Linked DNA regions of Homo sapiens: region 1 is linked to region 2. A link is a contact called in ENCODE Hi-C or POLR2A ChIA-PET data. All regions are on one chromosome and are shown on one strand. Each heading gives the region's core, a stretch centred on a gene start or an enhancer-like site at or near the end of the contact. The rest is flanking DNA. Distances are from core to core; before and after follow the strand shown. Region 1 overlaps MANSC1 (MANSC domain containing 1). Region 2 overlaps ETV6 (ETS variant transcription factor 6).

The links. Hi-C counts contacts between places; a loop is a spot of excess contacts on that map. ChIA-PET counts read pairs that join two places held with the same protein, here RNA polymerase II (POLR2A). Pooled maps may share reads with other maps.
Region 1: a loop to region 2 is called in a map of PC-9, with 5 times the contacts of the local background. The contact joins two enhancer-like sites. A Hi-C loop is called at or near these places in 1 of 168 maps with a recorded cell type or tissue (PC-9), 1 of 37 single-sample maps with no recorded cell type and 2 of 50 pooled maps. POLR2A ChIA-PET finds 5 or more read pairs at or near these places in 1 of 52 experiments (T-cell).

The regions. Positions count from the first base shown.
Region 1 is chr12:12,328,836-12,336,710 of GRCh38, reverse strand. MANSC1 (MANSC domain containing 1) reads left to right here. Exons shown (of 4, transcript NM_018050.4): 4 at 5,753-7,875. The coding sequence ends at 6,684. Among named protein-coding and RNA genes, the nearest start is that of MANSC1, 17 kb to the left of the region's middle. Within about 2 kb of position 3,135, at least 11 of the 41 ENCODE cell types and tissues checked have a DNase peak (open chromatin) inside an H3K27ac peak, as active enhancers do; they include PC-9, where a contact is called at or near this core.
Region 2 is chr12:11,876,223-11,883,612 of GRCh38, reverse strand. The region is part of intron 5 of ETV6 (ETS variant transcription factor 6); the gene reads right to left. Among named protein-coding and RNA genes, the nearest start is that of BCL2L14, 190 kb to the left of the region's middle. RefSeq lists an enhancer at 4,579-5,376. Within about 2 kb of position 5,457, at least 17 of the 41 ENCODE cell types and tissues checked have a DNase peak (open chromatin) inside an H3K27ac peak, as active enhancers do; they include PC-9, where a contact is called at or near this core.

The DNA of each region.
Region 1 (7,875 bases), core at 1,886-4,385, 460 kb before region 2:
ACAAAAAATTAAAAAAATTAGCCGGGCATGGTGGCATGAGCTTGTAGTCCCAGCTACTTGGGAGGCCAAGGCAGGAGAATTCCTTGAGACCAGGAGGTCAAAGCTGCAGTGAGCTGTGTTCATGCCACTACACTCTAGCCTGGGTGACAAAGTGAGATACTATCTCTAAAAAAAAAATAGGAAAACAAGGTTCTCCCTTCTGGAACTTATGTTTTAGGGGAGAGAGACAATAACCATAATAAATAAATAATCAAGAAAAATATAGTCACAAGTGCTATGCACAGAATTGAGACAGGACGGTATAATAGACAATCAGTAAGTAAAGTTGTAACCCCTAAACTGAGATCTGAATAGTGAGGAGCCAGATGTGAGGAGATCAGGGGAAGACCTTCCAAGTCCAAGGTCCTCAGGCAGAATGCTTTGGAGTGTTTGAAAAACCAACACTCCAATCCCAGCTGGTTGACTCATTGTGAAATACGCAGAGAGTGATATGCAAAACGGTGGGGAGGGCCAGATCACATAACACCTTGTAAGTCATAGGAGGGAGTTTTTTTGTTTGTTGTTGTTGTTTTTGAGACAGAGTCTCACTCTGTTGCCCAGGGTGGAGTGCAGTGGCGCGATCTCAGCTCACTGCAACCTCCGCCTTAGGAGGGGCATATGCCACTACACGTGGCTAATTTTTGTATTTTTAGTAGAGATAGGGTTTCACCACATTGGCCAGGCTGGTCTCGAACTCCTGATGTCGGGTAATCCACCCACCTCGGCCTCTCAAAGTGCTGGGATTACAGGCATGAGCCTCCGTGCCCGGCCGGGAGTTTTTAGGTGTGTGGTGGGAAGCTGTTGGGAGTTTTATTTTTATTTTTTTTTTGAGATGGAGTCTCACTCTTTTCACCCAGGCTGGAGTTCAGTGATGCAGTGTCGGTTCAGTGCCACCTCTGCCTCCCAAGTTCAAGTGATTCTCCTGCCTCAGCCTCCTGAGTAGCTGGGACTACAGGCAAGCATCACCATGCCTGGCTAATTTTTGTATTTTTAGTAGACATGGTCTCGCCATGTTGGCCAGGCTGGTCTCAAATTCCTGACCTCCTGACTCATGTATGTAATCCCAGCACTTTGGGAGGCTGAGGCGGGCAGATCACAACGTCAGGAATTCGAGACCAGCCTGGCCAACATGGTGAAACCCCGTCTCTACTAAAAATACAAAAATTAGCCGGGTGTGCTGGTGCGTGCCTGTAATCCCAGCTACTCAGGAGGCTGAGGCGGGAGAATTGCTTGAACCCAGGAGGCAGAGGTTGCAGTGAGCTGAGATTGCGCCACTGCACTCTAGCCTGCACGACAGAGCAAGACTCTGTCTCGGGGAGAAGAAAAAAAAAAGGTGATTTCTCAAAGCTCACCGTAGCCGCCCTCTTGGGAATGGACAGTGACACAGCAGCAAAGTGGAAATGGAAAGACTGGTTAGGAGGCGCAGGTGAGATCTGGGTGAAGAAACAGGGAGTGGCGGGCGAGATGGAGAGAGTAGTGGACATATGGGCTATTCCGAAGTAGAGTTGACAGGACTTGCTGGTGGTGTGGGTCTGGGGAACCAGAAAAAAAGAACCATCAAGGCCAAGTCCTAGTTTTTGCCTTGAGCATCCAGATGAATGGTGACACCATTTGCTGCACTGGGGGAAACTTGAGTAGTTTTAGGGTTGTGGAATGGAATCTAGGTGGAGTGGAATCTAGGGTTCTCTCTTGACTGCATTAAGTATGAGGGGCTTCGGGGAATGATACTGCCCAGGGTGCCTGCGTGTTGACACTGCTTTGCCCCCTAGCTGAGGCTGTGTCTGAGTTTTGTTCATGTGCCAGGGAAGCCTGATGGGTCAAACATCCTCTCAAACAGGAGCGTGAAGCACAGAGTATTGTGTAAATAATTGTTGTTAGGATACGATGATAGAAATTACAGCTGAATTTGTTTTCTAATACTTCTGGAGTGTTGTTACTTTTGTAATGCACATATAAAAGAGCATGTATGGGATGAAGTTCCTTGCCAATGGGAACGGAAAAAAGGGAACTTGGCATGTGCATAAATCTTTTTAGGGCGAGTGTGAAGGTAATGAAGTGAAATTAGAATTAAACTGTTCTTGTGGCAGCCACCAGGGGGCGTTGCCGGCCCCTGAGCAGGTTGATGGACACCTAGGGGCAACGTGGCACCAACCCCGGACATAGTATGCAAAGGACTGTTTATATCTACAGGATGTGTGCAAGTTGTGTTTGTAATTCTGTGTATGAATCTGTCCATGTTGATGAATTCATATTACCCCATTAAAAATGAATTATCTGCCTCCTGCCTGGAGTGAAATTAAATACAGATTATCTGTTTGGTGGTTTGTTTCTGGAAGAACTCTATTTCTTTTTCTTTTCTGTCTCTCTCTCTCTTTTTTTTTTTCTTTTTTTTTAAGGCAGCATCTCACTCTGTTGCCCAGGCTGCAGTGCAGTGGCGCGATCATGGCTCACTGCAGCGGCGCGATCATGGCTCACTGCAGCCTCCACCTCCTGAGCTCAAGCAGTCCTCTCCATTCAGCCTCCCAAGTATTTGGGACTACAGATAATGCACCACCATGCCAGGCTAATTTTTTAAAATGTTTTGTAGCAATGGGGGGGTCTCAGTATGTTGCCCAGGCTGGTCTCAAACTCCTGGCCTCAAGCAATCATCCTGCCTCGGCCTCTCAAAGTGCTGGGATTACAGGCATGAGCCACCGTGCCCAGCCTCTATTTCCTATATCCCATTGACTAATATTTACGGACCAAGAGTTTGAAAGATGACAGTGGATTCTGTTCATTCTCTAAAGCCATTGCAGTTTGGTATTTAATCTTTTATTGTTGTTGTTGGCAGCTTCATGGCATGTCATTTTTACCAAGGACTGGAAGAATAGGAGAATTCAGACATAGAATAAATTGGGAGTCTGTTTGCTCAGCTGGGGTCCCAGTAATAGTCAGTCTCTCATTTTTCAACTCAGTGAAGTCGTTTGAAAATAAAACTCCAAAGAGGAGTTAAGGGCGCTGAGCTGCTTTGCAGCTCCCTTTGTGGCTCATCTCTGCGTGACTGAGAGGAAGCACCATGCCCCAATGGCAAACATGAGTGGGTGAGGCGAATGGAGCAGGTGTGGAGGATCCCTTTGTGGTTCTAGGACCTCTGCCAACAGAGGAATCTTATCAAGAAGTGGGACTGGCCCTAGCTTTGCTTTATTTATGAGCTTGCATGCTTGAGAAAGAAAACAGCTGTTTTGGCCATTCTTGTCAATGGCCATATTTAAGTTCTGATTTCACACACATCACAGAGTGTTTACTTAAACAGTCTTTTTCTTTTTTAACTTTAAAATGAATTATAGGCCAAGTATGATGGCTCACACCTGTAATTCCAGCACTTTGGGAGGCTGAGGTGGGCGGATTGCTTGATTCCAGGAGTTCAAGACCAGCCTGGGCAACATGGCAAAATTCTGTCTCTACAAAAAATACAAAAATTAGCTGGGCATGGTGGCATGGCATTGTGGCCCCAGCTGCTCAAGAGGCTGAGGTGGGAGGATTGCTTGAACCCAGGAGGTTGAGGCTGCAGTGAGCTGTGTTTGTGCCACTGCACTCCAGCCTGGGTGACAGAGCAAGACCCTGTCTCAAAAATATATATATATATATTTTCAAATATATTTCATTTGACCCAAATTCTACTTTAGAGTAGAATACTATATCCTAGAGCAGATGTCCACCAACTTTTTCTGCCAAGGGCCAAATAGTATTTTAGGCTTTTCACACCAGTACTTTAGGTTTTGAAATACAGAAATTTGAATTTTGTATACCTTTCCTGTGTCACACAATTTTCTTTTGATTATTTTTCAGCCATTAAAAGAAATATAAAAACTGGCCAGGCATGGTGGCTCACCTCTATAATCCCAGCACTTTGGGAGACCGAAGGGGGTGGATCACCTGAGGTCAGGAGTTTGAAACCAGCTTGGCCAACATGGTGAAACCTCACCTCTACTAAAAATAGAACAATCACCCAGGTGTGGTGGCACGCGCCTGTAATCCCAGCTACTCAGGAGGCAGAGGTAGGAGAATCGCCTGAATCTGGAAGGCAGAGGTTGCAGTGAGTCGAGATCATACCACTGCACTCCAGCCTGGGCGACAGAGTGAGACTCTGTCTCAAAACAAATAAAAATTTTAAAAAACGTAAAAACCATTCTTAGCTTGCAAGTCATACAAAGACAGATGGCAGGCCAGATTTGTCCATCAGGCCGTAGTTTGCTGAGCCCTGTCCTAGATGGACGAATAAGTGACAGAGTGACAGTGCAAAGAACCTCTCAGAGGGGTAAGGCTTAGAGAGTAGTCACGAGATGGCATGAATCCGTAGCTGCCTCTGGATCCGTCTGTAGGAAAGAGGAGACTGAGGACCAGTTTGGAAACTGGCATGGAGGTGAATTGAGGAAGAAAAAGGAAAAGAGAGCAGGAGTGAGTGGACTGAGAAATGCCAGGACATTCCTCTGCTTCTTTCCTTGTGTTTTCTGCAGTTCTAATGTGAGATGGTTAGCCTAGCAGCAGAGTGATACATGGCAATTCACCTGGTCATTCCCTGCACTTGATTGCTTGAACAGGTCTTTCCAGTTTGAGCTGTGATAAATGGGGTGTGTGATCAGGAGAAAAATTCTAAGCTTCATGGAGCAGGAGCAGGATCTGGGGCTGGTTTCTCCTCAGCAGGCATCGGGACTGTATGGTTTTTCTGCCCTCTGTGTCTACAGTGTGGTCATCATGATTTCAAATATTGGTCCCATCATCCTCATGACCTATGACATTGGCTCCAAAATTCTAATCTTTGAGAGTCCAAATGAAATCTCCCAGATAGCCTCCCTCCTCTGCGCACAGTGCTGGAACGATATATCTCTGGTTTTTTGTTGTCGTTGTTGCTGTTCTGCTGCTGCTGTGGCCTCAGTGCTCAGAGCGGAGACCAGACCCTGCCTGGCCCCTCCTCCTCCTCCCTGTCAGAGACACACCACAGGGATTCTGCTCCCTCTCTCCTGCTCTATTGCCTCATTTCCCACAGCTTCCACATACCTTTCTTGCCTGCCTCATGCCCCCACTGAAATCTCTCCTGATGATTACTTGCTCCCCATTTGTCATCTCAGTCTTAGGTGGCATGTCTTGCAGAAGCCCACACCTTCCCCCGCATTCTCCCTGCCAACCTTTCCTGCTCAGGTCACCCTCCGGCCCACTTTTTTCCCTGGCCTTGGCCCCTTAGGAAGACGGAGAACCCTTTCCATCTTTGTAAGCCTCTTGCTGCCCTGCTGAGCCCCTCCGGCTTCTCTGCTGTGCACCTCCCACCTTTTCCTTAATTTGCCTGGTCCTCCTCCACACATTTCTCTTCTCTTCTGTCCTATCATGCTAGAAATAAACCACAGCATCTGGTAGAGAGGCGGCGTTATCAGATTCTCATTTAGCAATTTGTGTTTTTCCATTTTGCACACATTTCAATGAAATGTCAAGTATCAACAGTTTGGAGATTTTTTTGTTTAAGAGACAGGATCTCCCTATGTTGTCCAGGCTGGTCTCCAACTCCTGGCCTCAAACCATCCTCCTGCCTTAGCCTCCCAAAGTGCTGGGATTATAGGCGTGAGCCACCATGGCCAACCAGTTTAGGGATCTTTTGAACAAGCTGATATGTTTGTATTTTTTTAACCTACCGTAGCATGGAGTTACATAAGCCTTCCTTTTATTTTCCATACATTTTCAGATTTTCCATCTTTGACCAGAAATTTGCCAAGCCAAGAGTTACCCCAGGAAGATTCTCTCTTACATGGCCAATTTTCACAAGCAGTCACTCCCCTAGCCCATCATCACACAGATTATTCAAAGCCCACCGATATCTCATGGAGAGACACACTTTCTCAGAAGTTTGGATCCTCAGATCACTTGGAGAAACTATTTAAGATGGATGAAGCAAGTGCCCAGCTCCTTGCTTATAAGGAAAAAGGCCATTCTCAGAGTTCACAATTTTCCTCTGATCAAGAAATAGCTCATCTGCTGCCTGAAAATGTGAGTGCGCTCCCAGCTACGGTGGCAGTTGCTTCTCCACATACCACCTCGGCTACTCCAAAGCCCGCCACCCTTCTACCCACCAATGCTTCAGTGACACCTTCTGGGACTTCCCAGCCACAGCTGGCCACCACAGCTCCACCTGTAACCACTGTCACTTCTCAGCCTCCCACGACCCTCATTTCTACAGTTTTTACACGGGCTGCGGCTACACTCCAAGCAATGGCTACAACAGCAGTTCTGACTACCACCTTTCAGGCACCTACGGACTCGAAAGGCAGCTTAGAAACCATACCGTTTACAGAAATCTCCAACCTAACTTTGAACACAGGGAATGTGTATAACCCTACTGCACTTTCTATGTCAAATGTGGAGTCTTCCACTATGAATAAAACTGCTTCCTGGGAAGGTAGGGAGGCCAGTCCAGGCAGTTCCTCCCAGGGCAGTGTTCCAGAAAATCAGTACGGCCTTCCATTTGAAAAATGGCTTCTTATCGGGTCCCTGCTCTTTGGTGTCCTGTTCCTGGTGATAGGCCTCGTCCTCCTGGGTAGAATCCTCTCGGAATCACTCCGCAGGAAACGTTACTCAAGACTGGATTATTTGATCAATGGGATCTATGTGGACATCTAAGGATGGAACTCGGTGTCTCTTAATTCATTTAGTAACCAGAAGCCCAAATGCAATGAGTTTCTGCTGACTTGCTAGTCTTAGCAGGAGGTTGTATTTTGAAGACAGGAAAATGCCCCCTTCTGCTTTCCTTTTTTTTTTTTGGAGACAGAGTCTTGCTTTGTTGCCCAGGCTGGAGTGCAGTAGCACGATCTCGGCTCTCACCGCAACCTCCGTCTCCTGGGTTCAAGCGATTCTCCTGCCTCAGCCTCCTAAGTATCTGGGATTACAGGCATGTGCCACCACACCTGGGTGATTTTTGTATTTTTAGTAGAGACGGGGTTTCACCATGTTGGTCAGGCTGGTCTCAAACTCCTGACCTAGTGATCCACCCTCCTCGGCCTCCCAAAGTGCTGGGATTACAGGCATGAGCCACCACAGCTGGCCCCCTTCTGTTTTATGTTTGGTTTTTGAGAAGGAATGAAGTGGGAACCAAATTAGGTAATTTTGGGTAATCTGTCTCTAAAATATTAGCTAAAAACAAAGCTCTATGTAAAGTAATAAAGTATAATTGCCATATAAATTTCAAAATTCAACTGGCTTTTATGCAAAGAAACAGGTTAGGACATCTAGGTTCCAATTCATTCACATTCTTGGTTCCAGATAAAATCAACTGTTTATATCAATTTCTAATGGATTTGCTTTTCTTTTTATATGGATTCCTTTAAAACTTATTCCAGATGTAGTTCCTTCCAATTAAATATTTGAATAAATCTTTTGTTACTCAGTAGTGTTCTCATAAGTAGCATGTCCAGCTGGATAACTTTCCATTTATTTCCACTAGCAAAATGATTATGTGGTGAAAATATGCGTTCCACGTTAAAATGACAACCCCCCCTTTTTCCCATCAGTGAGCAAAGAGCTTCACTTGGGAGAATCTAGCGGAATGTTAGCCCACATGGAGACAATGATAAGTCAGTTCTGATAAATGGCCATATCCACTTGGGATCTGTTCTAGTTAACTTGTGTGTGTGTGTGTGTGTGTGTGTGTGTGTGTGTGTGTGTGACAGAGTCTTGCTCTGTCACCCAGGCTAGAGTGCAGTGGCGCGATCTCGGCTCACTGCCAGCTCCGCCTCCTGGGTTCCCGCCATTCTCCTGCCTCAGCCTCCCAAGTAGCTGGGACTACAGGCGCCCGCCAACACGCCCAGCTAATTT
Region 2 (7,390 bases), core at 4,208-6,707:
AATTAAAAGAGAAGACATGGCCGGGCGTGGTGGCTCACGCCTGTAATCCCAGCACTTTGGGAAGCTGAGGCAGGTGGATCACTTGAGGCCAGGAGTTTGAGACCAGCCTGACCAACGTGGCGAAACCCCGTCTCTACTAAAAATACAAAAACTTAGCCAGGCATGGTGGCGTGTGCCTGTAATCCCAGCTACTCAGGACACTGAGGCAGGAGAATCGCCTGAACCCAGGAGGTGGAAGTTGCAGTAAGTCGAGATCGCACCACTGCCCTCCAGCCTCGGTGACAAAGTGAGACTCAGTCTCAAAAAAAAAAAAAAAAAAAAAAAAAAAAAAAAAAAGAAGAAGACATGATGTACACCTTCCCCTTGTTCTATGACTTTCTGGATGTGTGCTGTGAAGGTGTGTGGTTGCCCTCCAGCAGAACCTGGAGAGGCAGCTGGGGACAGATGTGTGCCTTCTAGGTTGAGTTAAAGGTTAACTGGCCTCCAGATGAGGAGCAGCACCAATTTCCAGGTGTTCACTGCATGGTTCTGGAAATGCCCACTTTTTATAGGCACTTGTCAGAATGGCTGGTGATGGAAGATCAACTACTGAATTACAAGTATGAACTCGGCACTTTACCTGTATTATTTCTGATCCTCAGAGAGGTTGAAATAACTTGCCTGAGGTCACAAGGATTTGCACTCTGGACTCCTGCACTACAATGTTCTTTCTTTTTTACTTTGGGCAAGGCCTAGGCCTGGCACATTTGAAAGGGGAGTGTCCAGTTGAGACTTGGAATATATTACAGCCAACACATCCGCATTGCAGAGAAACATACACCCTTCTCTGGGGGTATATTTACAAGGGGAATTCAGTTGGGCCACCCTGGACACGCTTCTTAATCTTCCTGAGGTTCTGTTGCCTCACTTATGAAGTGGGAATAACAGCACTTACTTTACAGGATTATTATATTAGTGATAATGGGAGGGAAGAGAAAGTAATAAAAATAACAACGGTATTTAGTGGGTGCTATTTGTAGGTACTGTGCTGTGGCTTCGACAAGCCTGGTTACATCTGACCCTTACGCCGCCTTATGAGGCAGGTGCTGTTGCTATTCCTATTTTATAGATCAGGAAGCTGGGGCTGAGAGGGTTTGATGATTTACTCAGGAGGACACAGCTTATGAATGACACACAGGATTCTTGGCTGTGCATGACCCCAAAACCCATGCTATGACACACTTCCCAATGCAATTTCTAGTCTCAGAGAAACTCGTTAATGGGTGTATGTTTATAAAATCTTAGGACTTTCCAGAACAAAGTACACCTGCTCAGTGTATCTTTTCTGAACTCCAGCGTTCTCTTTGAATAGCAGAAGACACTGGCAGAAAACTGTGGCATTTTCCAGAAGCTTAATCTTTCAAGGAACTACCATTAAATGTACAGCAGCCCTAAATCTTTAGTATCCCTTATGGAATCCTTTCTTCTGTATTATCTGTGTTTAAACATTAATGTGGTGTGTCACTCATTGTGTTTTGGAAAAGGACAAGTGGCCTCCTTCTTAAAACAACAACACCATAGTCCTGGACTTTGAACCCCATTCTAACAACAGAAGCTGTCCAGCCACTTCTATTGCCCACCCCGTCTTGCCATGGCTGCATTCTGTATTGCCAGGGGATGGGCTGAGGTGGGGGTGTGGAGAAGATGAGCAACCCAAGCATCTTAAGTACCTTGAGAAATCAGTGTCCTACTGCAGACTGAGAATAATCTAGCTCGTTTTACAGGCATTTGAAGGAGGATGATTCTAGTTTCTAAGCAAAGCAGTAAAAAGTGGCAAAGTGTCTTTTTCCCTTGTAAGCATCTCCTTGTCTTGAATTACTTTCTCTATAAAGGGAAAATAGAGATCTGCTGTGGTCTGAATCTTCATGTCCTCCCCAAATTCATCTGTTGAAATCCTAACTAACTACCAAGGTACCTTTGGGAGGTGATTAGGTCTTGGGGGCCCCACCCCTGTGAGTGGGATTAGTGCCCTTTTAAAAGAGGCCTGAGAGAGACCCCTCACCCTTCCACCAAGTGAAGACACAGCAAGAAGGTGCTGTCTATGAACCAGAAAGTGGGCCCTCACCAGATGCCTCATCTGCCAGGGCCTTGATCTCCCCAGCCCCCAGAACTGTGGAGCAATCCGTATCTATTGCGTACCAACTACCCAGTCTACGGCAGTTTGTCAGAGCAGCCCCAAAAGGACTAAGGCCAGAACTCAGCTGTGGCTTAATATTTCAGTATTTGTCCTACTATCAAATGGCAGACACATTTTAATTTTCCATAATCTCTTCCAACTGGAAAACATCTGACAAAATCACATATTATCACATACAGTGCCTGTAAATTAGGGTTGGGTGTGGTGGCTTATAATTATAATCCCAATGTTTGTTTTGGGAGGCAGGGGCAGTAGACTTGCTTGAAAGTCCGGGAGTTCAAGACCAGCCCAGGCAACATAACGAGACCTCATCTCTACAAAAAATTTAAAAATTATCCAGGCGTGGTGGTGCATGCCTGTAATCCCAGCTAGTTGGGAGGCTGAGGTGGGAGAATTGCTTGAGCCCAGGGGTTTGGGGCTGCAGTGAGCCATGATCAACCCACTGCACTCAGCCTGGGCGATAGAGTGACAGAGTGAGACTGTATCTCTAGGGGGAAAAGAAGCCAGTAAATCAGGACGAACGAAAGTAGTTTGTGTGCAGCCCCTCCTATGTCTCCCTATAGGTTTACAATCATTTCCATTGCAAATAGGCTGACGACGCCATTGGATTCCTCTGGATTGGGAATGTGATTTTCTAGTGTGTTCATTTTAATAAATTTCAGCAATTAAGAAACGACCTGGTTGTCTTTTACAGTTTCATATAAAGACATTTTGCCCATATGAAGGTGGGTGACATCATGGCAGCCCTCTTGACTCTAGGCGGAAGGCACTCCACTCAGAAGCCTACTGTAGAGCAAAAAGAAAGCGGACAGTTCTCTAACCACAAGCATGGGCGTTTTCACTGCATGTTTCTGTTGCTTCTCTTTTACTGTAATGGTACATTCTACTTCTCATAAAACAGTGAAACGTGAACCAGACCATTTCTCCAATGTAAGGGCTTAACCTGCACTGGGCTGCCATGTTGGTTTTTCGGAGGCATCAAACTAGGACCTAGAATGTTATCTACTTATCAGATGGCAAAAGGAAGGGCAGGGCTTACCAGAGAACACCGTTTCCCTATCAGCTTCAAGAACATTTGTATCCGGCAAACTTTTCCTTTCATAAATGTGAAAACAACCCCAAACAAGCTGCCAATTGATCATTTTAAATGACATTTAATCCAGCAAAGCCAACTTTAGCTGAGTAATAAAAATACGTTGACATTCAGGACATATTGAATTAGTCACTAACGGAGACAGCAATAGGAATTTTGTGGCATAAAGCAGTTGTTTCAAGCTCAGAGTATAAGTGGCTTTTATAACATTATTGATTGTTTTGTTTCTTTGGTAAAAATTATGCCTAGATGATAAAAATAACTGCCTGACCACACAATAGATTTTTTTTCCTTTTTTTTTTTTTTTTTTTAAACAATTGACATTCAAGCCATGTCAGTTATTTTTGTTTCTAAGATTTCTATTAAATAAAAGGCAGATCCTCTTTAGGTTCCTAGATCCTTTAGAGGTTGTTGCCACGGCTCACCTGGAATTTTTCAGCCTTTTCGGAACCCATGCCTGCACAGATACAATGTTCTTTGATCATCAATGTAAATGCATAATACTATATAATAAAGCGCAACACACTCTATAAATAGAAGTTCACTCCACTTCAAAACACCTGAACGTATATGTATAAAATGTTTTTGGATCACAAGGTATTCATTAATTTTAAGTGCATTTTTCTTAAACGAAAGGGCTTTCTTCTATCTCAAGGCACATGGATATTTTAAAGAAATTTCCACTATTTGGATTTTCTTTTCCATGAGAAGTAGTTTATGAAAGTGTTTAGCCCAAGTATAGTTCCCTCTCCTTCCTGCTGGGTGAGGTACCCTCGGTATCCGCAGCTAAAGGCATTGTAAAAAATCCCTTCCTGTGGTTAAGGAGAAATATTTTCACTCCCACGTCTGTCTCTTACCAGAGACTCATTGTATAAACTTATTGAGCAGAGATTGTAAAAAGATGGGCAATTCACACATAACCAACATGGTTTCTAAAGAAAAAAACCACGCTAGACAAAACTGATGCCTTAAAAAACTTTGAGTAGGAAAGTCAAATTATTGACATAGGGAATGTTTAATGATTGTGGTTAATTTAAATTTCAGGAAAGCTTCTAAGAAAGTCATTTTATGTTCTTTTAACTGCCCAAGTGGAATTTTAAAGAAGGCCTGCAAATGACAGTGTCATGGGCATAATTACCAGAAGAGAGGCTGAGTGTCCCTGTTACATTTTTTGAAATTTATTACCTAAAAATTAACGTTTATTTCCAGTTCAGCAACAAAACACGCAAAGTAGCATATGAAAAAAAAAGTTGCTACTAAGCTTTACAAATATGGTTCTGAACTGGGGGCATGTGGCAATATCTGGAGGCATTTCTGGTTGTCACACTGGGGTGCAGGGTGCTCCTAGCATCTAGTGGGTAGAGGCCAGGGATGCTGCTGAATCTCTTACAATATAGTAAGCAACCCCACAAATTATTATTTGGCCCAAATATCGAGAGTGTTGAGAAACCCTGCTTAGAGAAACACGGTTTACAACATTCAGGGGGCCATCTGCTGCTTGTTTTTTTTTTTTTTCCCCTCCTCCTCCTCTATTCTAGATCAGCCATTACCTAGAAGCAGAAAGTTGGTCAATCCAGTGCAGCCAGGTGTGTGTTGATACGCAGAGGTGTGTTTACAATGGGCAATTGCTTGTGCTTTGCCGTGGCTTAGGAAAACAGAAAACATATGTGCACGGTGGCACGCTGGGGGAGGGAGAAGTGGAGGCAAATAATACAAAAATCTACGCTTCCTGGCTTCCTGGGGCAGAAGAACCACAGCTGCAAATGAGGCTGGACCTTTTCACCTGTGATTACATAAGGTGTGGAGAAGGCTTGGAAACACCGGTATCCGAAACTCACAGCCTGCAGCTGAGATCCAGCCCGCAGTCAGAACCTAATAAGGCCCAGCCTCCGCTTTGCTCAGGTGTGGGTGCAGCCTGGGAATTCACATCCAGGGACTGCAGGGAGGTAGGACTCTGTATTACAGCACTGTGCGCCCTTACACAAACTGGAATTTCCAGTCTCCTCAAGCCCCTTCTATTATTTTCCACTCAGACACCATGCTGTTGATGTTTTTTTATCTTTTAAAAACATTGTCCTGAAACTTCCTCCTCTTTTAGGGCTCTTTGATTTCTCAGTTGTTCACACTGAAAATCAAATGCAGTGACTCAGCCGCTGGGAATATTCCTGCTGGAGTGATGGCTCCTCCCCTCCCCAGTGCTCATCTTATTCATCCCCTCCAAATATGGACAGCAGGCAAAGCTTCAGGGAGGGGAAGCAGGAGCACAAAAGTAAATCTCCAAGGAAATAAGAAAACGGAGGTGGCCTTGAAGGGCACCCCACACAGGCCTTCCCTGTCAGTGCCCTGCGTGGCTCTGCAGGCAGTTGTGCTGGCTGTACCCACAGCTCCCACACAGTCCCTCTCAGATGGGCAGGATGGCAGCTCAGCAGTGAGGCAGGGGGGGACAGTGACACGTAGCAATTAACTTTCTTGTGCCATGCATTCACATGTTGTCTCATTAACAGTCAAAAGGGCCCAGAAATGGGTATTACTATTCTCAATATTACAGATAAGGAAAGAAGGGCTCAGGGACATTATGCACCTGCTTGGGAGTCAAGAACCGGATTCCAATCATGCTGACTTCGCAGTCCAAGCTTTTGCCACAGGCCCACACTGCTTCCCTAGGACTGTTCGGGGCCATCTGTCTCCAGGAGCTCTTGAGGGTACTGGGCTACAGAGGTCTACAGAAGGGCATCTCCCTGAGATAGTGTGGGAGGAAGCGGCTCTTTCACCTGGTACTAAAACACTGGAATCCCTGTGGCTTCTGGGGACATCCCACAACCCTATCTTTTCTTTCCTGCAAACACAGATATTTATGCACAGATGCATGTGTGCGAAGGTGCACATGTGTCTGCACACCCCACACCTTCCAACAAAGGCCGAGGGCTGAGACTTGCCCCCAGCACTTTCATGCAATCCCTTCACACTTCTCTTTTACGAGGTCTTTTAGCTGTCAAGGCTGCTCCTGAGGCTCATGTACAAAATTAAAAAAAAAAAAAAAAGTCTATAGGCTTCCTTTGAAACAAATTCACAGCAGCATTAAACACTGTGGGAGGAAGTGGAGACAGAAGCAAGATGCCAGAATACAGTGACTTCTCCCAGTCCTTGAAGCCCCTGAGGATAAGCCTCAAACTGCTTTCTCTGGAGTTTCATACTTTTTTCTTCATCTTACTTCAGAGGCTTCCCTAATTGAATCTTTGTATATATATAATTCATCCAGTCAATAAAACCAAATCAAGAAAGTACATTGTTTTAGTTGGGTGACAAATAAGCAATGCAAGAGACTTGATGTCTCGCTGATTAGAATCTTTTTGTTTCTGTTAAGGATGTAACCTTGAGAGATAGTAAAAGTATTTTTTAAAGTCACAAAAGGCTACCTTTAAAGATTCCAAGGATTGCTGCGAAGTGTGTTCTAAGAGGGTTGGGAGTGAAGAGATCTTGAGCTGAGAGGAAATTCTGTGTCTTGCCTGCTGTAGGATTAATGACCCAACTGACCAGCGATAGCCTCACAAATCGAGAAGTTCATGTTCACAAAGATGGAGAGACTTCAGCAAAAGTTGTGAGAGAAACACAAGAAAGGAGATATTCTCTATTTGGGTAGGCCATGGCCTTTGAACACGTAAATCTGTACAGATTTAGGTCCCCACTTTTGGGTAGCAAATGAGGGGTTATGAAATGAATGGATTATAAAACAATTGTCAGTGTACCAACGAATCTTCTTCCTCAGCAGAGTTTTGGATTAAGGCCAAGGAAGAGACAGGCAGACAGGAAATCTGGTGGCTCAGGTTTTAACGGAATTAAAGTACTTTAAGAGAAAACTAAACTGACTGAAAAGTGTTCGTTTAAGATTTAGCTGTCTATAGTTAAAGCAGGAGCTTAGTTTGTGTCATGGCATAAAGCAAGAGGACATTGCCTTCCACCAGCAAGGATACGAAATTTGGCATTTAGAGATGCAGTGCCCTATCATCTAGAACAATGCCTGGCACATGAGCAGACTGGCAATAATTTTTGAATCAATGAATGAAGAACTGTATAATCCAAAGTGCAAATAAATCGTTTCTTTTACGTAGCTAAATACTTAG